Regions from separate parts of the Homo sapiens genome. Here regions 2 and 3 are each linked to region 1. The links are chromatin loops, found by intact Hi-C in ENCODE. Cell type or tissue: chondrocyte. All regions are shown on one strand.

Evidence for each region. Peaks named below come from ENCODE experiments on the same cell type or tissue, not always from the same donor. Only the 100,000 strongest peaks of a DNase experiment are listed, where the experiment ranks them.
Region 2: a loop joins it to region 1, with 5 times the contacts of the local background. A loop is called at or near these places in 31 of 110 quality-filtered maps.
Region 3: it touches region 1 in a loop (7-fold over the local background); 97 of 110 quality-filtered maps call a loop at or near these places.

The regions. Positions count from the first base shown.
Region 1 is chr2:134,999,580-135,007,579 of GRCh38, forward strand. It overlaps MAP3K19 (mitogen-activated protein kinase kinase kinase 19), which reads right to left. Exons shown (of 13, transcript NM_025052.5): 6 at 5,856-5,952; 7 at 358-436. Among named protein-coding and RNA genes, the nearest start is that of MAP3K19, 44 kb to the right of the region's middle. In chondrocyte, a CTCF peak has its summit at 4,838 (motif pointing right); a DNase peak (open chromatin) is centred at 4,877.
Region 2 is chr2:135,597,926-135,605,925 of GRCh38, forward strand. R3HDM1 (R3H domain containing 1) reads left to right here. Exons shown (of 27, transcript NM_001378107.1): 2 at 4,575-4,783; 3 at 6,881-7,091. The coding sequence starts at 6,921. Among named protein-coding and RNA genes, the nearest start is that of MIR128-1, 63 kb to the right of the region's middle. In chondrocyte, CTCF peaks have their summits at 3,184 (motif pointing left) and 3,383; no DNase peak of the experiment used is centred here.
Region 3 is chr2:135,706,603-135,714,602 of GRCh38, forward strand. It overlaps R3HDM1 (R3H domain containing 1), which reads left to right. Exons shown (of 27, transcript NM_001378107.1): 22 at 2,831-2,934; 23 at 3,457-3,629. Among named protein-coding and RNA genes, the nearest start is that of UBXN4, 31 kb to the right of the region's middle. In chondrocyte, CTCF peaks have their summits at 3,471 (motif pointing left) and 3,721; no DNase peak of the experiment used is centred here.

The sequences.
Region 1 (8,000 bases):
GAACCACATTCTAAGTAGCTCTGCCCTGCAGTAGGGTCAGCAAACTACAGCCCGGGGACCAAATCCAGCCTTCAGCCTTTTTCTGTAGCTTTAATTGGATCACAGCCACACTCATTTGTTTACATATTGTCTATGGCTGCATTCAAATGACAGTTGCAGAGTTGAATCATCACAACAGAGACCATATGGCCCACACAGCCAAAGTGTTTATGATCTGGCCTCTGCCACATACTATTTATTGTGACCTCTACTTTTAAGCATTATTATGGATTCAATTACTAATAATGTAGGTTGCCATATGACTATCATTGCTTCATACTTCATTTCAAATCTGATACTTCAAAGAATATTCCTTACTTCTTTTCTTTTAAGTCTTCTTGGCTCATTTCTTGGGGAGGACTGACATCTCTTGGAAAAGTTACAGTGATCTCAACACCTGTAGAAACATACCACAGTAGTAGAAGGAAGAAAGTAATGAATTCCAGCGGAAAGCGGGAGACGTACTTTATTTCTGTTTGGCTAATCTCTTCTTAATGATTACAAAATGGACATTAATCAGGAGCTGAGGTTTAGCCATCTTTGTATCTTTCCTGTTCAGGATATGATAGATCCTAAATAAATGCTTGCTTAAAGAGCAAAAAACCATATAATAATATTTTACAGATGTAAAATAAAGTTTTATAACAAACTATGTTGTCCTCAGGATGGAGAAAACAGAACCACCTTCTATAAAGTGTAACGACACCTATCTCCCAGAACTATTGTGAGCATTCAATGAGATAATTTATGTAACACCAAAGATGTTTGCTTGTATTTGTAATTTTGGTCATCTCCTGTCTCATTTCATGAACTAATTTCCAGAATAACCCTTAAGACAGAAAGTTCCAACTTATAGAATACGCGCTTGCTCACAATATAAGATGTTAAGCAAAATTATGTAAAAAACTAGTGTGAACTATTCTAACATTGCCTGTTCTTTAAGGTGTGTTCATTCATTCCTTTTTTCCATTTAACGAACTTTTATTAAGGATATGCCAAGCCCAGCACTTAGTGCTGAAAACAGGGAAATAAACAAGATGCAGCTGAGGCCCTAGTAGAGCTGATAAGAAAATAAAGAATGCAGTGAGATAAGCACTGTGATAGAAGCAAGTGGTGATGTGGGAGCAGAGAGGCGTGTCCTTCCGGGAGGACGCAATGCTTGCCCCGGTATTCATTTCTATCCATTTATCTGTCAGAGCCATTTATTCACTCAATCTGCTTGTGCCTGGAGGAGCAATGGCTGTATGAGCTCCACTAATTAAAGGCTGGGGAAGGAGTATCGCAGGGAGGATAAGGTTAAGGTGTGAATCAGACATCCCTTTTCTGCCACTACCTGGGTGACCTTGGGAAAGTTGCTTAATAGCTATCATCATTATCTAAATTAGTAGATTTTTATTATTTTAAAGGACTTTGGATATATTTGTGTAATACATAGGAACTACCATAGTGAAAGCATTTTTGTTGTTCAATTTTTATACCTGTGCCATTTAATGAAACAAGTGCATTAAAAAAAAAAACACAGTAAAAAATTCCAAAATGAAAAGTTTTGTTTACAATCAGGCAAATGATAATAGTGTTTACTATCATTGTTATCCAATATTATGTTTTGTGCTACCATAAAAATGTAGCTAGCTTTGGTTTTCTTAATGTTTCTCAAAGGAGACAACTTGATTGCATGTTTTCTAATACTATACAATTGCATGGAACACTTGTCTAAAAATGAAGTTTCCCTGGAATAGTCCATTGTTTTTTAAGTTTTCAAAGAGGCTATCACCAGACTATGTAGCAAAAAATGAGAGACTTGGAATTATTGAGCTGGAAGGAACTTAGAGGTCACCTAACCCAAGCCTTTCGTTTTAGAGACGAAGAAACTGATAGCAATGAGTTTGCATGACATGCTCAAGGTCGTTCTCCTATTTGAAAGGAAGATGGATGTCTTTCATAATATTTTTGTAGTTATCCTTGAGTGCAAACACCTAGCTGACATGTTAGAGTGAGAAAAACATACAGCATACATTCCTAAAAACTAAACTGTCAGTGAAAAGGATGTTCTGGTACAAAAGCTAAATGTATTTAGTTCTTTGCTGTGGAAGTTAGAAAACTGAGTGTATTCACATGAACCATATTTAAGAACAACTGTACTTTTGCAGTTGTCAAGAATTAATAAACCCAGAATGTTTTCAAACAAATGTAATGTGCTTCAAAGTCTGTTCATCAGCTGACTTCTTTTTCAAACCAAGAAACAAAGATATAACAAGCACATGTAAGAAATACCTGCCTTTTAAGATATTGTTAAGAGCTAATGGCCACCGTCCTAATTGTTGGTCCTAAATTGGAAAAAAGATTACAGAATATTGATTCTGAAATCCACTAGAAACATACAGATGTTCTCTTTGTTCTGCCTCTTGAATACTGTGAGTTGCTGACGTTGCTGTGGATAAGGCCTCTCAAGCTACCCAGTAGGCCAGGGAAGAGGATGCATTGTCACAGGTAAAGACAAAACACTTGCTCTTAGCAAGTGCATTTTTCACATAATGAGGGTAAATTAACGCTATCAGAAAATATTACCATAGAGAGAAATTAAAAGACAACATTTCAACATAGCCACGAATATATTTTCTTTATAGAAGAGGTGAAAATGACATTCATAACCAGTCAGAAAAATGATCATTAATTTGTTGTTGTTAGTGTCAAAACCATTATTAAAACAAAAACTTAAAATCAGGCCCAGCTTAACTGATTTCAATAAAGAAAAATTATTTTCTCCAGAAAAGCCTTACTTTCCTGTTTGGTCTCCTTATTTTATTTTATTTTATTTTATTTTATTTGTTAAATTTCCGTGGGTACATAATAGGAGCATATATCAATGAGGTCCTTGTTCTATTTCAATGGATGTGCATATCTGTCTGGATTGCGAGCATGGAGGTTCAAAATATTTTGATGCCATCTTCACATTTTGATGATTTCCTAAATTGTGAAGCTCAACACAGACTTTAAAAAAAAAAAACAGCTGTATTTCCGGCTTCCTGCGCTGCTAGATTCAGAAAGCTTACTTCAGAGACTGATGCATGTGAGTTACATGAAAAAAGATAAGGTGCAGGCATGCTGTGTGCTGATGTGGGTACCAGCAGAGGGAGGGGGTTCTTACATTGATAGTGGGAGCGGCTCTCTGGTTATGGCAGACGTGGCATGATTTGAGGGTCAGTAGCAGCCAGTTTTGAAATGCAGTTATGGGAATCCTTCCTGACAATCCAACCTGGGGCCTTCCTGTTATGGACTGGATGTTCTGAATGTTTGTGTCCCCCACCGCACATTAATATGTTGAAGCCCTAACCCCCAAGTGTGGCTTATTTGGAGATGGGGCCTCTAAGGAAGAAACGAAGGTTACATGAGGTGTCAAGGGTGGGGCCCCGATCCAGCTGGATTTGTGTCCTTCTAAGAAGAGAGCTCACTCACTTGTGCTCTGCCTCTGTGTGCACAGAGGAAAGACCACGTGGGGACAGACCAGCCATCTGCAACCAGGAAGAGAGCCCTCACCAGAAACCCATCCCTGCTAGAATCTTGATCTTGGACTTCCCATTCTTAAGAACTGTGAGAAAATAAATGTCTGCTATTTAAGCCCCCCAGTCTATGGTATTTTGTTTTGGCAGCATGAGTGGACTAAGAAAGTTCCTCTCCTCTGGTTTTTCAATGGTATATGAACTTCCTAATATCTTTCAAAATTCCCTTCCTTTTTAACCCAACCAAGAGTAGGTTCTTGTATACCTGCAACTACAAATCCTGATGAATTTATACTGAATTAAAATATTTTTAAGCCCATTAGTTTTAGGGAATAGGCTCTCTTGTTCACTCATGAAAACAGTAAATTTGTAGGCTCAATTTCTAGTCTATAAGATTTGTGTCTGTTATGTTCTGAGAAAATAGTGTTTGTTTGTTTGTTTGTTTGTTTGTTTTGAGACGGAGCCTCACTCTGTCACCCAGGTTGGAGTGCAATGGTACAATCTCAGCTCACTGCAACCTCCGCCTCCCGGGTTCAAACGATTCTTCTGCCTCAGCCTCCCGAGTAGCTGGGATTACAGGTGCGCACCACCACACCCGGCTAATTTTGTATTTTTAGTAGAGACGGGGTTTCACCATGTTGTCCAGGCTGGTCTTGAACTCCTGACCTCAGGTGATCCGCCCACCTTGGCCTCCCAAAGTGCTGGGATTACAGGCGTGAGCCACAGTGCCCGGTCCATTTAAAGAGATTTAAACCGATATTTAAAATGAATATAATGGACAATAATATCTAAAACACTTTTATTTCAGAATTTCTGATTAGAAAGAGTAGCTAGCTCAACTGAAGTCTCTATCAACTGTGAGATGCAATTTTATCAGGAAGAGAATTGCTTCTTCCAAATGTGTAACTCAAGTTGTTAAAAGCTTAAAACTGAAATAACTTAGTGGAGATGCCTCATAAGTATTATGGCTCCCATATGAAAACTGAAAATATTGCAAATCAAGTTTAAAAGAATGACTAACATCCCAAATGGTGAGTTATCTCCATATGGAGCAGAATAAATGAAATATTTAACCTCCTGGAAGGTGCTTGGGACACCATTAGGCTTCTAAGAGCTTGGCTTTGAAGTCTATGAAAGTCGAAGGAGGACTGCAAGGACCGTTCTGAAGGGTTTCGGGGTTTATTTTCTTTCTGTTAGCTCTTTCAGGCTTAATGGTTTTCATAATTTTAATGGTTACTAAATTACTCTCGGCCCTCAGCCTGGGGAGGGAAGATTCCCAGTGGGCGTGAGAAAGGCAGGCGGCTGCCCAGGAGAGGGCAGCATCGCACCACCTCCCGGAGGAGACGCTACTCGGGAGAGCTGCAGCCTTCTGAGAGGTGCGAAGGGATGAGAAACACGGGCATCAAAGAGGGCGGCTTCCCTGGAGTGCTAGAAATAGAAGCCAGAAGATTGCCCGGGAGAAATTGCAGCAGTTCAAATAAACATTTACTTTAAGAAGGTTATGGATGAATAGATGACAGACAAATGGGATAGCCGTGGCAACTATGCTCTGAGGCGAGAATCTGCAAATACCTTGTGGTCTGTTAAGTGCAAGGGCACTTACGGTGTGACAGGATAACATGTTTGAAATGGGTGGTGTTCTGGAAGATTCCAGACTTATGGCCTTGTAAATAAAAGACCGAGACTTGGGGACTTTCAGGTCTCGTACACTCCCCCACCTTCCCCTCAGGGACAACGGCTCATGGAGACACGTGTGGTTCCGGAAGGGAACCGATCACTGAAGCCGCTGGAAGATTCTGAGAGGAAGAAATTGGGGAAAGGATGTTATCAGACAAAAAGAAATGGACAGGGAATGGGTCGGCTGAGCTGGAGTGAGGTGGAATAAAAGAGCCAGAGAGCATTTGCCTATTCTGGCCAGTCAAGCTGCCTAGACCCACTGATTCAGATATGGACCAAAAGGTAGTATTGTGAGTGGTTTTTCTTCTCCTTTGGGCTTTTTCTGTGTTTTCAAACTTATTTATTATAATTTTTTTAACTTTTATTGCAAGAGTTAAGCTCAGGGGTACAAGTGCAGGTTTGTTCCATAGGTAAACATGTATCATGGGGTTTGTTGTACAAATTATTTTATCACCCAGGTATTAAGCCTAGTACCCATTAATTATTTTTCCTGATCCTCTCCCTCCTCCACTCCCTCTACCCTCTGATAGGCTCCAGTGTATGTTGTTCAAACTTCTACAATAAGCCCTTCTGAAATTGGAGAGAAGCCCATATGATAATGTTATCTTTGTAAACACATCAAGGAGTAAAGCCCAGTACCTTCTGTCCTGGGTTGCCAGTCCTGTCTACCACCACTGGGATCTTCTTCTTCATTAACCAGTGTGGAATGACTGCAGTCACCATCTTGGTCGAACTCCTGCAATATCATAAAATTCAAAACTCAGTTATTAGTTATTCGATGTACCAGTTTGTTGGCAGAGTGAATGTTGATTTTTCTGGGCTAAAGATTTACACCATGGATTCCTTTTAAATTGGATAAAGTATTTAGGACTAAAATAATAAGAAAGTATCTGCCCTTGGAGCACTAGGCTCAGACAGTCATGGTTGTGATTAATTGCATAATCAAAAATGAGGAGCAAAGCTGAAATCACATCGACACATAGAAACTCAGTATTTTATACTTTATCATCTCAGTGCCCAGGCTGCTAAGCTGCCCCAAATTCCATCTGGGTAGGTAACTGGAAAGAATCCTTTGGCCACAGTCACAGTGAACAACCCCAAAGGAGCATGATCTTTTCCATAATGCCTCCCTGGGGCATCATTTACATATGGCAAGAATGGAAATCCCTGCCCCTGTGGAAGCTACAGATATAACCCTAGACTGAAAGGAGGCAGCAAAGCTGATTAAAGTCTTCCCTATGACGGCGTTCTGATCTAAATCATGGTGCATAACCTCTTAAACTTCCTTTTCACTCTCTAGAAAATAATCATTATAGTTGAAAACCAACTTGATTTACAAAAAGTACTCCAAACATTTTAAAGAAGAAATGTTTTCTTAGTAGAATTCATTGTTTTTGATAGTTTCCTTCATTCGAAGTTATAGCTGATGATTTTGTGCCTTTAAATTTCTAGAACCATGATAGATCCAAGTAATAGTTAAAACATCCCATCACAACCCGAATGTTACAACTATCTGTCTGGTTTCTATGATCTAGGTGGACTACCTATTTAAGGGGACTGATGGACAATAAGTCTTTGCCCTAAGTGCTCAAGCCTGTCATCTGAAATGTCAGAGAAGTGGCGAGTCACAAAAATTCTCTGATAGCTCATTTATTAATTCCCAAGAGAGCTAGGAAATTTCTTGCTTTTCTCTCCTTGTTCATTTTAATTGTCGTAGCAAATAATAAAAGTTGGCCAGGCATGGTGGTTCACTCCTGTAATCCCAGCACTTTGGGAGGCTGAGGCGGGTGGATCACTTGAGCTCAGGAGTTCGAGACCAGCCTGGGCAACATGGCAAAACCCTGTCTCTACTGAAAATACAAAAATTAGCTGGACGTGATGGCACACCCCTGTTGTCCCAGCTACTTGGCAGGCTGAGGCAGGAGGATGGCTTGAACCCGGGAGGTCAAGGCTATGGTGAGCTAGGGTCACGCCACTGCACTCCAGCCTGGGTGACAGAGTGAGACCCTGTCAAAAGAAAGAAAAGAAAAGAGAGAGAGAAAGAGAGAGAGAGAAAAAAGAAAAGAAGAAGAAAAGAAAAAGGAAATAAAAGTAAAACCTGGCCAGGCATGGTGAGTCACACCTATAATCCTAGCACTTTGGGAGGCCGAGATGGGTGGATTGCTTGAGGCCAGCCTGGACAACATGGTGAAGCCCCATCTCTACAAAAAATACAAAAATTAGCCAGGCATGGTGGCACGTGCCTGTAGTCCCAACTACTCAGGAGGCTGAGGTGCGAGGATCATTTGAGCCATAGGAGGTTGAGGCTGCAGTGAGCCATGATTGCACCACTGCACTCCAGCCTGGGCAACTGAGTGAGACCCTGTCTCAAAAAAAAAAACCAGAAGTAAAACCCTCCATTTATACAGTCATTAAAAATATTTTAGGTATTCAATCATAATAACTTAGTTGTCATACCTTACTTTTATTCAGCAGTTTATACTTAAACATTGTTTTTTAATTTTTATGGGTACATAGGTATATATATTTATGGGATACAGGAGATATTTTGATATAGGCATGCAATGCATAATAATGACATCAGGGTAAATGGAGTATTCATCACATCAAGCATTTATCCTTTGTGTTACAAATGATTCAATTATACTTTTAGTTATTTTTAAACGTACAATTAAATTATTACTATAGTCACCCTGTTGTGCTATCAGTACTAGTTCTTACTCTTTCTTTTCCTTTTTTTTTCTTTTTGTTCTCTCATTGGGTTGATTATTCATTCTTTCTAGC
Region 2 (8,000 bases), 600 kb after region 1:
TGTGTTGTGAAACCAAAACTTAGACCCCAAGTATAATAAGTGATATTTTGAATTGTCAGTGTCAGTATTGCATTTTTGTTGTTAATACTTCTAACTAAAATTTTCACTAGAGAAACTACTTGTCTTTAGACTTCATATATACTAGTTTGCCTTTGAAAGTGTTGATCCTAATTCTGCCTTGCTTTGTTTCATAGAGGAAGGTACTTAACCATGCATATTTATCATTTGTAAGCTACTGCCTTCTCATTGTTCCTTAGCCACAAACTCTGAATCCTTATTGCCACCCAAGTTTGCATAGTTGGTACTCATCATCACAGGCGATAGGAGGATTGAGAGAAAGAAACAAAATGGTTATATAATTCCTGGCAGTTCTGATAGTTTGGTAGTGATTACTCCTGGTGACCATTAATACAAAGTTAATAGTACTATCTTCTTGTACACACACAAAAAATACATAGCTCCTCTTCATGTGAAAAGAATAAGTTTACTTTGTCTTAAGTCCAGTACAAAGGAGTTACCATGTCATAATTACTCTTGAAATGAAAGTGCTCCGTAAACACAAATTGCCCCTCTTCTTGGTACCTACAGATGATGATACAGTATTGCGGGTAAGAGCCTGAAATGGAGCACTAGTCTGTCCAGTTCAAATCCTGTTTTCCATACTTACTGGCTGTGTGATGTTGGACAAATTACTTGATTTTTCTATCTGCCTTAGTTTCCTAATCTGTTGTAGGACAGAGTGATAATAGGACATACTTCTTAGAACTGTTGTGTGAGTTTTAAATGAATTCATTATGAAAAATATTACCACAGGGCCAGGCACATGGTAAATATATGTATTAGTATTTGGTTTTGATGGTAGTTGTTTGTATTCTTTTTTAGCTTACCTGTTCCTGTCATTCCCCCATCCTTTTCTTTCCTTTGATTTATAAGACCTTCTTTGCTTTCAACATTTTGACCCTTTCATGTTGGAAATAGTTCATATGTATCATCTGCCTTTTGTTTATGTTCTATTTTATTATACAGGAATTTTAAAACTTTGTTCTAAGTTTTATAACTATTTACCTTTAATGGCTTCTAGATTTTGGTGTCACACTTGGGAAGGACTTTCCCACCCAAAAATTATAAAAAGATTTCCTATATATCCTTGTGCATTCATAGTTTTACTTTTTTAAGGTTATGACCTTTAATTTTACCTGTAATTTCCTTTCATTTATGGTTTCAGGTAAGTGCCATCCTTTTTGTGCATATGTAAACATACATGTGGCGTTTCTCTGGTTATCTACCTGGTAGCACAGGAATTATATATAAGCACATCTCTGACTTGTCCCTAATAAATAGCATGTTGACAATTAGAATTTTTTTTTTGAAGTTGAATATGAATTTTGAGCTCATATATCCATCTCTCTTAGGTTGACAAAGATTCTGAAAAATTCAGTTTTTAAATTTCAGTAATAGTAGGAACTGAGATATATACTTGAATGTCTATATTTTGTTCATTTTTTTCTCTAAGTTGTCTTCCTAAATTTTGTAAGTTCCTAAGTATCTTTCACTTACTGTACAACTATTTATTATATTAAGACAGTACATTTAATGGACTTCTAAATGTTGTGTTAGAGACATGATGTGCCATGTCTATCTTGTAGCTTTCTATACTTGACACCCACGTGCCCACACAACCTTTGGCAAACTGAGAAGTGTAGGCTTCATGGGTTTACCAAAAAGGGGTTTGTTTTTGTTTTTCCAGTGAGTACCAAAAGCTGAAACATCCCTTTTACTTGAAGATTTGGAGAGGGAAAACATTTTTATATCAAACAAGTTCATTAGCTGGGCAAAGTGGCTCACACCTGTAATCCCGGCACTTTGGGAGGTTGGGACGGGGGATTACTTGAGCGCAGGAATTTGAGACCAGCCTGTGCAAAATAGCAAGACCCCGTCTCTACAAAAACAATTTAAAAATTAGCTGGGCATAGTGGTGGGCACCTATAGTCGCAGTTACTCAGGAGGCCGGAGTGGAAGGATAGCTTGAGCCTCAAAGGTCAAGGCTGCAGTGAGTCAGGATTGTGCCACTGAACTCCAACCTGGGTTACAGAGTGAGACCTTGTCTCTAAAAAAAAAAAAAATTAAAAATTAAACTAGTGCATTAATATTTTGGAGAAGAATACAAAGTTCGTATGATTTTTTTTTTTTTTTTTTTTTTTTTGTAGAGATAGGGTTTGCTATGTTGCCTAGGCTTGTCTTGAACTCCTGGTCTCAGTGATCCTTCTGCCTCCACCTCCCAAAGTCCTGAGATTACAGGCCTGAGCCACTATACCCAACAGTTTGTATGAATTTTTAATATTCAATTAGAAGCCTTCAAATGAGAGCCATACACAAAAATGCTAAGCCGCTTGTACACAGTGTTAGGCCTCCTGTCAGTCTACTGCTGTGTAGTGGTAGGGGTCAGGACACAGCAAATTTAGGCTCAGCCAACTGCTGATCTAAAGGGATTCTGACCAGAGAAGACAGCTAACATTTTTGGAGGGCCTGCCCTGGGAGAGAGGCTGTGGTCCGTGCTCTACATTTAAATCAGTCAGTCCTCACAACAAACCTAGAAGCTAGATATTCTTTTTTCCACTTTGCAGATCAGAAAACTGCAGCTCAGAGAGATTAAGTTATTTACCGAAAATATAACTGGCAGAGCTGGGATTTAAATTATCGTCTAATGCTAGTGCACTTCCCTTTCTATTGCCATTTCTATATGCCATTGACTCCTTCCCAGGCAATAACTGGTCATTTTCATTCTGAATCATTCATTATTTAGTCTGTTATCAAATGGTGTGGCATATTACCAAGTTTTGGTCACACATACTGGTTGTGTGACTTTGAAGAAGTCATTTGACTTCTAGGCAATAATAACTTGAATGCTGAATTACAATATTGGACTAGGTGGTCTCTCAGGTTCTTTGGGGTTTCATGGAACCTTGGGATCCTAAGAGGATCTTCTAAGGTGTTCACCTCTTCGGTTTTGCCCCTTCCTCACTCTCCCCTGCAGCTATTGCCTTATCTAGTACCTTATTTATTTCTTAAATGGATTAAAAACCTTGCTTTTATGGAATTACAAAATTAAGAGATTCATGATAAAATTGTAAAGTCACTTTACAAAGAACACAAATAATTTGGTTGCTTAGAGAATGCTGCCATCTTGTGTCTACCATTTTATGAGATAAAAAGCTAAAATGGAGAAAAAATACTTGAAGGATTTTTGTTTTGTTTTGTTTTTGGTGGAACTTAATCATTTGATGTAGTGGCTGGAGAATCTTGGTCAGATTGAGATGACACGGTATCAATTAAAAGTTTTTTGATATTTGTTTTTGATACCCCCTTTTCTATTATCCTTGTGTCAAACATTGTGAAATCAAAATGTGAAAAGTAATGTAAGGATATATCGGGTTCCAAGTGATTGTATTTCAAAATGGTTTTTGAAGAGTTAGTATAAAATGTGAGTTACTCTATAATGCATGCTTGGCTGTCTTGGTATTAGGTCTCTTGGTGCTTAGATCTCATTATATGCATATATGTATGCTTAGCTATTTCACCTTAAAATGTACTATTCTGTTTATTGACAGCAAAATTGTCAAAGGACAATGGAAGAGGTAAATAATCTTTTTAGAGTTGTTTACTTGCTAGGCTATATTCATTCATACCGAATAAATATAAAATAAAACCGACTTCAAAAATATAACATGGAGAAAATTTTGTATTTGGGGATTTTTGTTTTGTTTTGTTTTGTTTTTGCTCTGCCATCCAGACTGGAGTGCAGTAGCATGATCATAGCTAACTGTAACCCCCAACTAAAGCTATTCTCCCACCTCAACCTCGCAAGTAACTAGGACTGCAGGTGCACACCCCTACACCCAGCTAATTTTTTAATTTTTGTAGAGATGGGGTCTCACTGTGTTGCCCATGCTAGTCTTGAGCCCCTGGCCTCAAGTGATCCTCCTGCCTTGGCTTCCCAAAGTGCTGGGATTATAGGCACAAGCCACTGCACCCAGCCAACTTTTTTTTTTTTTTTTTTTTTTAGAACAGACAATGTGGGTTTCATTAAAAATGTTAAATGGCTTGTTATTTTTGTTTTATTTTTTCTTTTGTATTTTTAAAAATCTAGAATGTTATTACGGTTCAAAATTACAGTCTTAAGTCCATAGAGTTACACAGCTCTAGAAGAGAACTCTAAAAATGATGGTTCTTGGAGTTAAAGTGTTTCTGATTATGATCTTTTTTCTCTCTCTTTATCTATAGATACTATCTCAATTATAACCCTGACTGCATTGTAGCTTCTCAGTACATATCATTTTCTTTCCTCTTCTCTCTTCTGCTTTTAACTAATCAATCCTCTCGGCCTCAGTGACTTATTCAGGTTCACAAAGCTAATATATGTTAGAATTCATTGTTACTCAGTGTTCTGACTTTCGTTTAGGAAAATAATGTAATAAAACAACTGACAGTAATATTTTTAATTTCTCAGTTTCATGTGGAGTGTTCCATTTCCCTTGGCCATTTTGTTAAAATGGTTTCTTTTGTTTTCATTTTAGGCCACGGAAAGGTATGATATATTTGATCCAAGACAGTCCATTCCAGTCCGGGAATCTACAGTGGTGACAAGGACATGGGACTCCTCCTGCCAGATTACAGATGGTTCACTACAGTTGACATCCTGGCTGACAACTGTGAAAAAGAACCTTGGATTATTTTATTTTATTTTTGTGGGACACCACAATCCCAAATCCAAAGGACGCATCAGGTAATGCTTCCCTGTCATTCAGAAAAACATATTTTTCTTACAAAATCTCACCTATAAAAAGCAAGAAGCCAGTGTCTTAAGTAACTTCACCACCCTCTCCCTACTTTGCAGCTGTTTGTTTTCGGAATGAACCAATTAACTTTTGTATGGGTTATAATTAAGGAAGACATGGTTTTCTTTTTTTAATTCAGTTCAGTCTGTCTGTGACTTTAAGACCTACTTCTCTTTGGCTTTTTTAACTTTTGAGCTGTATTTATCAATTCCTAAAATCCATTTATTTATGTATTTATTGAGATGGAGTCTCACTCTGTCACCCAGACTGGAGTGCAGTGGCGCGATCTTGGCTCACTGCAACCTCCGCCTCCCAGGTCCAAGCAATTCTCCTGCCTCAGCCTCCCAAGTAGCTGGGACTACAGGCTTGCAGGCACGTGCTACCATGCCCAGCTAATTTTTGTATTTTTAATAGAGATGGGGTTTCGCCATGTTGGCCAAGCTGGTCTCAAACTCTTGGCCTCAAGTGATACACCTGCCTCAGCCTCCTAATGCACTGGGATTACAGGTGTAAACCACTGCACCTGGCCCTAAAATCCATTTAGATTGCAAAACATTCTTTCAGGAAATGAACTTTTGAATTTTTCAAATTGATATAGAGAAAATAAGTTTCACTGGTTTCCCCCCCGCCACAAGATTTTATTACGAAAATTTTCAGAAATATAGAAAAGTTGAAAGAATTTTACAGTGAACATCCCTATAACCACCCCTTGATTTCACCAGTAACATTTTAGCATACTTGCTATAACCTATATCTGTCTATCCCTCTATATATCAATCTGTTCATTTTTTTTAAAGATGCATTTCAGAATAAGTTGTTTATATAAAGTTCTGCCATTATTGGGTTTTTTTGTTTGTTTTGTTTTGTGACAGAGCCTCACTCTGTCACCCAAGGTGGAGTCTAGTGGCGTGATCACAGCTCACTGGAACACACGCCTTTTGGCTTCAAGCAATTCTTGTGCCTCAGCCTCTTGAGTAGCTGTATTATAGGCATGCACCACCATGCCTGGCTAATTTTTGTATTTTTAGTAGAGTCTGGGTTTTGTCACGTTGCCCAGGCTTGTTTTGAACTCCTGAGCTCAAGCAATCCGCCCACCTTGGCCTCCCAAAGTGCTGGGATTACAGTCGTGACCCACCGCAGCCGGCCAAGTTCTGCTGTTTTTATTACATTTTTTGCAGCTTAAAATGAGTGCTATCTTTAGCTTAATCTCTGATACATTAATCCAGTGCAAAACCAGTGATTTTCTTAAACTCACTAATGACATGAAAATATATTGGAATCTTATGTATTTGATTTCCTGTGGATTCCATATTCTAGAGTGCCTGGATAATGTGTTGTTTGGCATTGAATCACTTAATTCAGGAGAGTTTTCAATGCTTTCTTCATATTGCTGAACATATTTGTTAATCCAGATTTACAAGTGTATTTTGTAATAGAATGTTACTGTTTATTTTTAAATTATTTCCTTTTGGAAATATTTCAGGGTAATTTAAGAAATTTGGAATTTTAGGAATCCAGATGAAAAAGCTATTATAGGTATCCCTTTGGAGAAAAAGATTTCTAATGTCTTCTAAATACACATATATTATTCTCCAGCCATTACCTTCTACCTTGATCTGGCTCGGTCCTTAATGTTTCTTAAGAATTGCCACAAGTATATGTGCATCAAAATCACTCCATATTCTTTTTTTAAATGTAAAAAAAACACACTTATGTGTTAGCAATAGGGTCTTGCTATGTTGCCCTGGTTGGCCTCTGCCTCCTGGACTCAAGCAGTCATCCTGCCTGACTCCCAAGTAGCTGGGACTACAGCTGGGTACCACTGTGCCTGGCTCACATACTTTCTATAGCTCTTTTCTCACTGTATTGTGATCTTTTTTTTAATTTGGATGTATCTAGCACAAAATTATATACTCCTTGAAATCAAGAATTTTGTTCCTGTCTATATTCAACATTATTTCTGGAACATAACAGACAGTAGGTCAGTATCATGCAGTAACTGAATGTAAAAAAGTTTCAAACTGTATTAATTTTTTTTTCTTAAGGCTTCAAGCTCCCTGTAGAATTCGAAAATAACCTTTTCTAATGAGGATGTCTGATACTGTTACTGTAAAAGATGAAACTGCAACAATGAAGGATTTGGAGGCAGAAGTGAAAGATACAACCAGAGTTGAAAATCTTATCAAATCAGAAAACTATGGGAAGATTTTGGTAGAGAAGAATGAACATTGTATTGAGAACAATATAGATTTGCAGGTAAACAGGAATTTTTCTCTGGCTACAAATACTAAATATTCAGTATATATTTATGTTTATTTTCATACAAAACTCACTTCTCAAAATTCTAAAAGGGTAAGTTGACCCTTCGTGACATGCTTACTAGCTGGTTTTGGAGCCAGTTGGATTAGCTTGCTGTGAGTCTTAACTTGGCTTGTATCATGTAATATACTTCTTTTTATTTGTATGTGGCTAGTGCATTTTTATTGGCTTTCTACTTTCTCATTCCACCCTTTTCCTAATTACCAGTGCTGTGAGAGTTTTGAACTCTCACAGTTAAATTTTGAGTTTAACCTAAGAGCTCTTAAAGGAAAGACAAATAGAATACAATAAAACTGCAGACGAACTATTGGCAAAAACAGCCCTCAGGGGGTTCCTCAGTCACTCAACCTGACTGACAAAAAAGATTTGTGGGCCCGGGGGAAGTTAATGCTTTTAATGCTGTGCATATATAATGACTTAGAGCTAGCCACTGAGAAGGCTTCTAATTCCAGGCATAAATGGAAATTGAGTTGATTAACAAATTGAAGATAGGTAAAAATGGTCCCAAGTAATAGCATTTCTAGTACTATTCATTTCTTTGGTAAGGTTTTCCAGTTATCTATTTTCTCAGAATGAAGGGCTAACACTTTTAAACAATTTATTTTATTTTATTTTATTTTTTTGAGATGGAGTCTCTCTCTGTCGCCCAGGCTGGAGTGCAGTGGTGTGATCTCGGCTCACTGCAGCCTCCCTCTCCTGGGTTCAAGCAATTCTCCTGCCTCAGCCTCCCGAGTAGCTAGGACTACAGGCATGCACCCCCACACCCGGCTAATTTTTCTATTTTAGTAGAGATGGAGTTTCACTGTGTTGCCTAGGCTGTTCTAGAACTCCTGAGCTCCGGCGATC
Region 3 (8,000 bases), 710 kb after region 1:
CATCTGTTTAGCAAAGCACATCTTGCACCGCCCTTAATCCATTTAACCCTGAGTGGACACAGCACATGTTTCAGAGAGCACAGGGTTGGGGGTAAGGTCATAGATCAACAGGATCCCAAGGCAGAAGAATTTTTCTTAGTATAGAACAAAATGAAAAGTCTCCCATGTCTACCTCTTTCTACACAGACACAGCAACCATCCGATTTCTCAATCTATTCCCCACCTTTCCCCCTTTTCTATTCCACAAAACCGCCATTGTCATCATGGCCCGTTCTCAATGAGCTGTTGGGTACACCTCCCAGACGGGGTGGTGGCCGGGCAGAGGGGCTCCTCACTTCCCAGTAGGGGCGGCCGGGCAGAGGCGCCCCTCACCTCCCGGACGGGGCGGCTGGCCGGGCGGGGGGCTGACCCCCCCACCTCCCTCCTGGACGGGGCGGCTGGCTGGGCGGGGGGCTGGCCCATTCATAGTTTTATGTCAGGACTTTTCAGGAAGTTTGGGGATAAATGGGATTATTTGAGATTGATGTTTCATTTTTCTGTTAAAGGGTAGGATATCAACTTTGAATGACTAGGCCTGGTGCTTTACTTTAAAAGTCCTTCTTTCCCTCCTGTCTTCCAAAGGAGGAGAAACTTGTGAAATTACTATAGAACTGATTCATCTCTGGTATAATATATTTGTATTTTTAAAGAGAGAGTGTAAATACTGACTTCTGTGCTTTCTTTTTTCTAAAGTGTTTAAGTGATTTAAGAGGGTGTCTCATTGCCTAGTCTATGTCCCTTGAATTATCTATACGTCTCTCAGAAGATAAGTAGAGGCCTGGAACTCATTTACATAATTCTAAAACTTGATTCTTACTCATTTACCTAACGGGTAATCTAGTGCTAGAAACCCACTAGAGTGGTAAAATGAAATCGCAGTTTGTAATTTAGTAGAGTATGGGCTATATTGCTTACTTCAGTGACCGACCTGAGTATTCCCTTCCCTTTGCAGGATGGCTTGCTTTCACCCACATGTCTCAGACCTTAGCAAACAAGATCAGAGTGAGGGGCATGGCTCAGGAGAGCTGTTCACATGGGTTAGAACAGAGCCTAAAAAACCTTCCACCTCTGGGGACCTTTCTGTTTTCCTCAATTTCGGCACATTTACAGACTTAAGCTGTATTATTTCCACAGGTAGCTAATACTTATATTACACATTACAACCATAATTAACATAAATTTCAGAAAGTACTGTTTTCACTTATGATCCAAAATCACTTTCTATTAAATCCTCCCTTTATATCTCTTTTTCCCTTTTATTGAACCGCTCTGAGTTACTGCCCCTAAAAAGGCATAAAGCTTTACTAATTCTTATTAACTGTCAGCCTGAAAGACAGAATTAACTTTTTATTATGGAAATCTGTAAACATATATAAATATAAACAGAAGTATACTGAACCCATATATGCCCATCACCAATTATGTAATTACTAATCTGTTTTCATATAAATCTCTGCCTCTTCTCCCTCCAATATTAGTTTGAAATAAATCCCAGGCATCATAGTATTTCATATCCATGAGTATTTCAGCATATGTATCCCTGAAGGATTTTTTAAATCCCACATAATATCATTTTATATCTTAAAATATTGAGGTTAATTCATTAATTACATCAAATATCCAGTTAATATTTGTATTTCCTTCTGCCCCGCAAATATTGCTTATGTTTTTACACATTTGTCTTAGAGTTTCCCATATTCTGGATTTTACCGATTGCGTCATCATACTGTCATTTAACATGTCTTCCTGTATTCTCTGTAATTCAGTAGTTTTGTATAAAGTTTAATGCAATTATACGAGACACAGGTGCAAAAAGTTATTCCAACTAAATTAAGAAATACTGTTTTTGTAAGACAGCTTTTTAAAATGACAAAGACAATAGAGTTTTAGATATAAATTATGGCTCTCAGTTACTCATGAATTCTCAGAATAGTATCATTCTGTGGTTTTTAACTATTATAAAAAAATTCTAGAAAAAACTTCAGAGATAATGTTATGACAAACCCCATATTAATTTGAGTCTGAAAGACTGCTCAGGCCAGGTGCAGTGGCTCACACCTGTAATTCCAGCATGTGGGGAAGCTGAGACAGGAGGATCACTTGAGGTCACGAGTTCAAGACCAGCCTGGCCAAAATGGCAAAACCCCATTCTACTAAAAATGCAAAAAGTAGCCGGGTGTGGTGGCAGACACCTGTAATCTCAGCTACTTGGGAGGCTGAGGCAGGAGAATTGCTTGAAGCCTGGAGGCAGAGGTTGCAGTGAACTGAGATCGTACCACTGCTCTCCAGCCTGGGTGACAGGGCAGAACTCTGTCTCAAAAAAAAAAAAAAAAAAAACTAACTGTTCAAAAATACAGCAGTAACTTAATGGTTTCACACTAATAGCCTTTAATTTTTGTCAATATTTTGTTAACTATGTCAGAACATGTTCTGTTGTTTCCTCTATTCTTAGTAATTAGTCTCGCTCTGTCGCACAGGCTGGAGTGCAGTGGCGCAATCTCGGCTCACTGCAAGCTCTGCCTCCTGGGTTTACACCATTCTCCTGCCTCAGCCTCCTGAATAGCTGGGACTACAGGCACCTGCCACCACGCCCGGCTAATTTCTTGTATTTTTAGTAGACATGGGGTTTCACCGTATTAGCCAGGATGTTCTCGATCTCCTGACCTCGTGATCCGCCCGCCTTGGCCTCCCAAAGTGCTGGGATTACAGGCGTGAGCACCGCGCCCAGCCCATTCAAGAATGTTTATAGTCATCCTCCTCTCATTATGCTGTTTTTTTGTTTTTTCCATAGCTCTTCAGTAGGTTACCTGCAACATCCAGGATCAGAACAAGTACAATTTCCTCGAACCACTTCACCATGCAGTTCCCAGCAGCTTCAAGGCCACCAATGTACAGGTATAAAGAAATCAGTGAAAATAAGATGATTGGTTCATATGAGAAATAGTTCGATTACTTTCCTTAGGCATTTCTACAAAAAGCTTCTCAATTTGTGATGTGCTGAAATACACCCACAATATTGAGGGTGCTGTACTGAATCATAGTTAACATGTGCAGTCCACTTCTTCCTTTCCTTCTACTGCTGCTATCACAGTACTATCCTGATTCTCCTTTCTCAGAAGTATTGATACTCTCTAGGGTTATTTCCTATGCCTTCTGTCATTACTCTTCCAGCTGTTCCTGTTTACTCCAAATTACCTTTATGATAAGTGAGATGTTTAGGCCTACAGAGTCCATCTTAATGCCTGTTTAAACACACAATACTTGTAGTGTGATGCACTAGGGCTTCAACCTGGTTTTCTTAGTTAATAGTAAAATTTTATTCAGAAATGTAAAATTACTACTGTTATCCTAGTGTTCAGAAACACCAACTAGTTGCTAAAATATTCTGACTATAGCATCCTAAATTCTGATTTTCAGCTGGACCACCACCGCCACCTGGTGGGGGGATGGTGATGATGCAGCTCAGTGTACCAAACAATCCACAATCTTGTGCCCACTCACCCCCGCAGTGGAAACAAAACAAATATTACTGTGATCACCAGAGAGGACAGAAGTGTGTAGAATTTAGCAGTGTAGACAATATTGTCCAGGTAAGATGGTTTTGTTCATTATCATTTTGAAACGTTACATTTTTGTTACCTAAGATTGACTTATAAGGCTTGAATTTGAAATCCCGTCAGCCAGATTAATAAAAGAATTTGGGCCAGGCGCGGTGGCTCTCCCCTGTAATCCCAGCACTTTTTGGGAGGCTGAGGCACGGGGATCACCCAGTTTCAGACCAGCCTGACCAACATGGTGAAATCCCATCTCTACTAAAAATACAAAATCAGCTGGGTGTAGTGGCACATGCAAAAATACAAAATCAGCCGGGTATGGTGGTAGCATGCATCCCAGCTACTCAGGAGGCTGAGGCAGGAGAATCGCCTGAACCCAGGTGAGTGGAGGTTGTAGTGAGCCAAGATCGTGCCATTGCACTCCAGCCTGGGCAACAAGAGTGTAACTCTGTCTCAAAAAAAAAAGACGGAGGAAAAAAAGAATCAGTGTTTAAATATTATTTGCTAACTTCTGCGTATTCAAAAAAGTGTTTTCTAACTTAAAAAGATAAACTAGATCTAAAATTTGGTGAAGAAAAATAAGCATTTATCCTACCTTTCCCATATGACTATATATTAATGTAACCAAATAGTTGATAAGGGAATGTTCTCTGTAGAATAATCCAGTTAATAAATGCAGAAGCAATGGTAGAATTAGAAAATTGCCAGAAAATCATCAGCAGATCCTAAAAATATTAGATTAAAAAGTTTTGGTTGAGAAACTGCTCACTTTAAAAAAAAATTTTGAGAGGTATTTTAAATGGATGAATTAGAGAGACAGCCCTGAATCCACTGATCAGTTGTAACATCACTAAAAGTGGGCCAGCCAAACATTATTTACCTCTTCATGTGGTATAGAAGGAAGTACACAGCATTACTTATGATATACTCTTACCGAAATTTGAATCTATTCAAGCCTCTAACCCTAGCTACTAGTTTATGGGAAATATAAGAAGAAACAAAAACAAATTACCTGATACCTGATACCAGTGGGACATTTTACTTGACAAATTGGCCCTGTTACTTGAATAGATGGCATTTTGAAATAGGAGCTTGGTCTGTTATACATTAAAAGAGACTCAAGAGGTATAATATCAGATATAATGTATGGATCTTATTTGGATATTGAATGATCAAAAGACATTTTTTAAGGCCAGGCGCAGTGGCTCATGCCTGTAATCCCAGCACTTTGGGAAGCTAAGGCAGACCTGGAACGCAGGAGTTCGAGACCAGCCTGGGTAACATGGTGAAACCCTGTCTCTATAAAAAATACAAAAAATTATTCGGCCATGGCAGTGTGCACCTGTAGTCCCAGCCACTCAGGAGGCTGAGGCAAGATTGCTTTATCCCAGGAGTTCAAGGCTGCAGTGAGCTATGATCATGCCACTGCGCTGCCCCCTAGCAACAGAGGGAGACCCCAACTCTTTGAAAAAAAAAAAAAAACCCAGGCACAGTGGCTCATGCCTATAATCCCAGCACTTTGGGAGGCCAAAGCGGGCAGATCACCTGAGGTCAGGAGTTTGAGACCAGCCTGGCCAACATGGAGAAACCCCGTCTCTACTAAAAATACAAAACTTAGCTGGACGTGGTGGCGGGCACCTGTAATCTCAGCTACTCAGGAAGCTGAGGCAGTAGAATTGCTTGAACCCAGGAGGCAGAGGTTGCAGTGATCTGAGATCGTGCCCTTGCACTCCAGCCTGGGTGACAGAGCGAGACTCTGTCTAAAATTAAAAAAAAAAAAAAAAAAAAAAAAAGAGTTGTCCGTTAGATATAAATGTTTGTATACTGAAATATTTACAAGTAAAATGCTGAGATTTGCTTTAAATACTTCAGGAAAAACAAAGCCAGGGCGATCACAGTTGAACCTGGATGATGGGTACATGGAATTTCATTATGCTTTTCTATCTATACTTTTATATACTTGAAATTTTATAGAATTAAAAGGTTTTATCTTTTGTTGAGAAAAGGTTACCCTCTGACACCAGGCTGGACTGCATTTGCACAGTCACAGCTTACTGCAGCCTCAACCTCCTGGGCTCATCATTTAGAGACAGGGTCTGGCTCTGTTACCTAGGCTGGAGTGCAGTGGCATGTTCTGGGCCTACTGCAGCTTCCATCTCCTGGGCTCAAGCCATCCTCCCACCTCAGCCACTTGAGTAGCTGAGACCGCATGCACACCACCATGCCCAACTAATTTTTTTTTTTTTTTTTTTTTTTTATAGAGATGGGGTATTGCCGTGTTGCCCAGGCTAGTCTCAAATTCCTGAGCTCAAGCGGTCCACCTGGCTCAGCCTCCCAAAGTGCTGGGATCATAGGCTTGAGCCGCTTTACCCAGCCAGGTTTTAACTTTTTTTAAAAGATACAGGTTGGGCATGGTGGCTTACGACTGTAATCCCAGCACTTCCGGCCGGGCACGATGGCTCACGCCTGTAATCCTAGCACTTTGGGAGGCCGAGGTGGGAGGATTACGAGATCAGGAGATCGAGACCATCCTGGTTAACATGGTGAAACCCCGTCTCTACTAAAAATACAAAAAATTAGCTGGGCGTGGTGGTGGGCGCCTGTAGTCCCAGCTACTTGGGAGGCTGAGGCAGGAGAATGGCGTGAACCTGGGAGGCGGAGCTTGCAGTGAGCCAAGATCGCCCCACTGCACTCCAGCCTGGGCAACAGAGCAAGACTCCGTCTCAAAAAAAATAAATAAAAATAAAAAAAATCCCAGCACTTTGGGAGGCCAAGGAGAAAGGATCACTTGAGTCCAGGAGTTCAAGAGCAGCCTAGACAACATAATGAGATTCCATCTCTATAAAAAAATTAAAAATTAGCCAGGTGTGGTGGTATACACCTGTAGCGCTAGTTACTTGGGAGGCTGAACCAGGAGGATTGCTTGACCCTGAGTGGTAGAGGCTGCAGTGAGCTGTGATCACACTACTGTACTCCAGCCTAGGTAACAGAGTGAGACCCTGTCTCAAAAAAAACAAAAGGAGGGGGAACAAAGGTTATTACAGATCAGCTCACAAACTACCAATGGCCATTAAACAGATGAAAATATAAAACTACTTTTCATCTATATAATTGGGAAAATTCAGGAAGACCAATAATCTGCCGTAGTAATAGTTTGGCAAAGATCAAGTTATAAGCTCTGGGACTCTCTTTGTGGTAGTGTAAATTGGTACAGCTCTTTGGAATGCACTTTGGAGACATTTTTCAAAATGTAGAATTTGATCCACAGATATGCTTCTGGAACTTTACCCAGTAAAAATTAAATAATAAGTGCAAAAATATGTGTACAATATTTCTTTTTTCCTGTTGTAATATTGAAAAACTGTGAACAGTCTTGACATTCACCAGTGGGTAACTGATTATTACTGTGCCATTTAGGAAAATGCCCTTAAGTGTGTAATACTGAAAAGAATAAGATAAACCTACTATTGAAATGGTAGTTTGTAAATAACCAGTCTCCATTAAAAGGAACTAGGGCTCCTTAGAAAAATAACTGTTGCCAGAGTTGGTGCAGGGAAAGTACCAGATGGGTGTAGGCCATCTTGGCTATGCCAGAAAGTAAGGAAGGGATGGAAGAAAAATAGGGACGTCTTGAAGAATACAGGATCAGGAGTGGAGGTTTGGGGCATAAAACAATGATAGAAATGAATGATCATCCATAGAATAAAATAAGAATTCATGAGTCCATACTGATAAAAATCAATAAATGGAAAATGAAACTGTCTTACCTTAGTGTAATATAAAGTGATAAATGTAGAATCGTGAAATTAAAAGATCACCACCAAGAAAACCATCAGGCAAGAGTCACCACTAGAGGCTACAAAACTAGTGGGTGAAATTCTGAGGAAAAGCATAATTTTTTTTTAAAGTATCTCCCTACAAGATACTTAAAACTACAAAGGAAAAAAATTGTAATTTACAGTGGAGAAACCTGATAGGCACCATGTTAACAAAGCAGTCGAAGTAAATATCACCAATACTGTGATGAGAGATAGACGTCAGGTTCCTTCTGATGTGATCCATTGAGAAGGACACATTACTTCTCTGGTGTTCCTTTCCCAAATATATAACATGAACTTTTTAATGAGGAGACAGCAGACAAACCCAAATTGAGGGACAGTCTACAAAATAACTGATCTTCCAAAACAAATCTTCAGAAATGTCAAAGTCATGAAAGAAAGAAGAGACTGTGCTGTTCTGCTTCAGATTAAAGAAGATTAAAGAGCCATGACAACAAAATGCAGCCCTTGATTCTAGTCTGGATTCTGGACTTGAAGGGAAACATTTTTCTTATCTTTTGCTATAAGGGACATTAGTGGGACACTTGGCAAAATTTAAATTAACTGTAGATTAGATAATACTATTGTA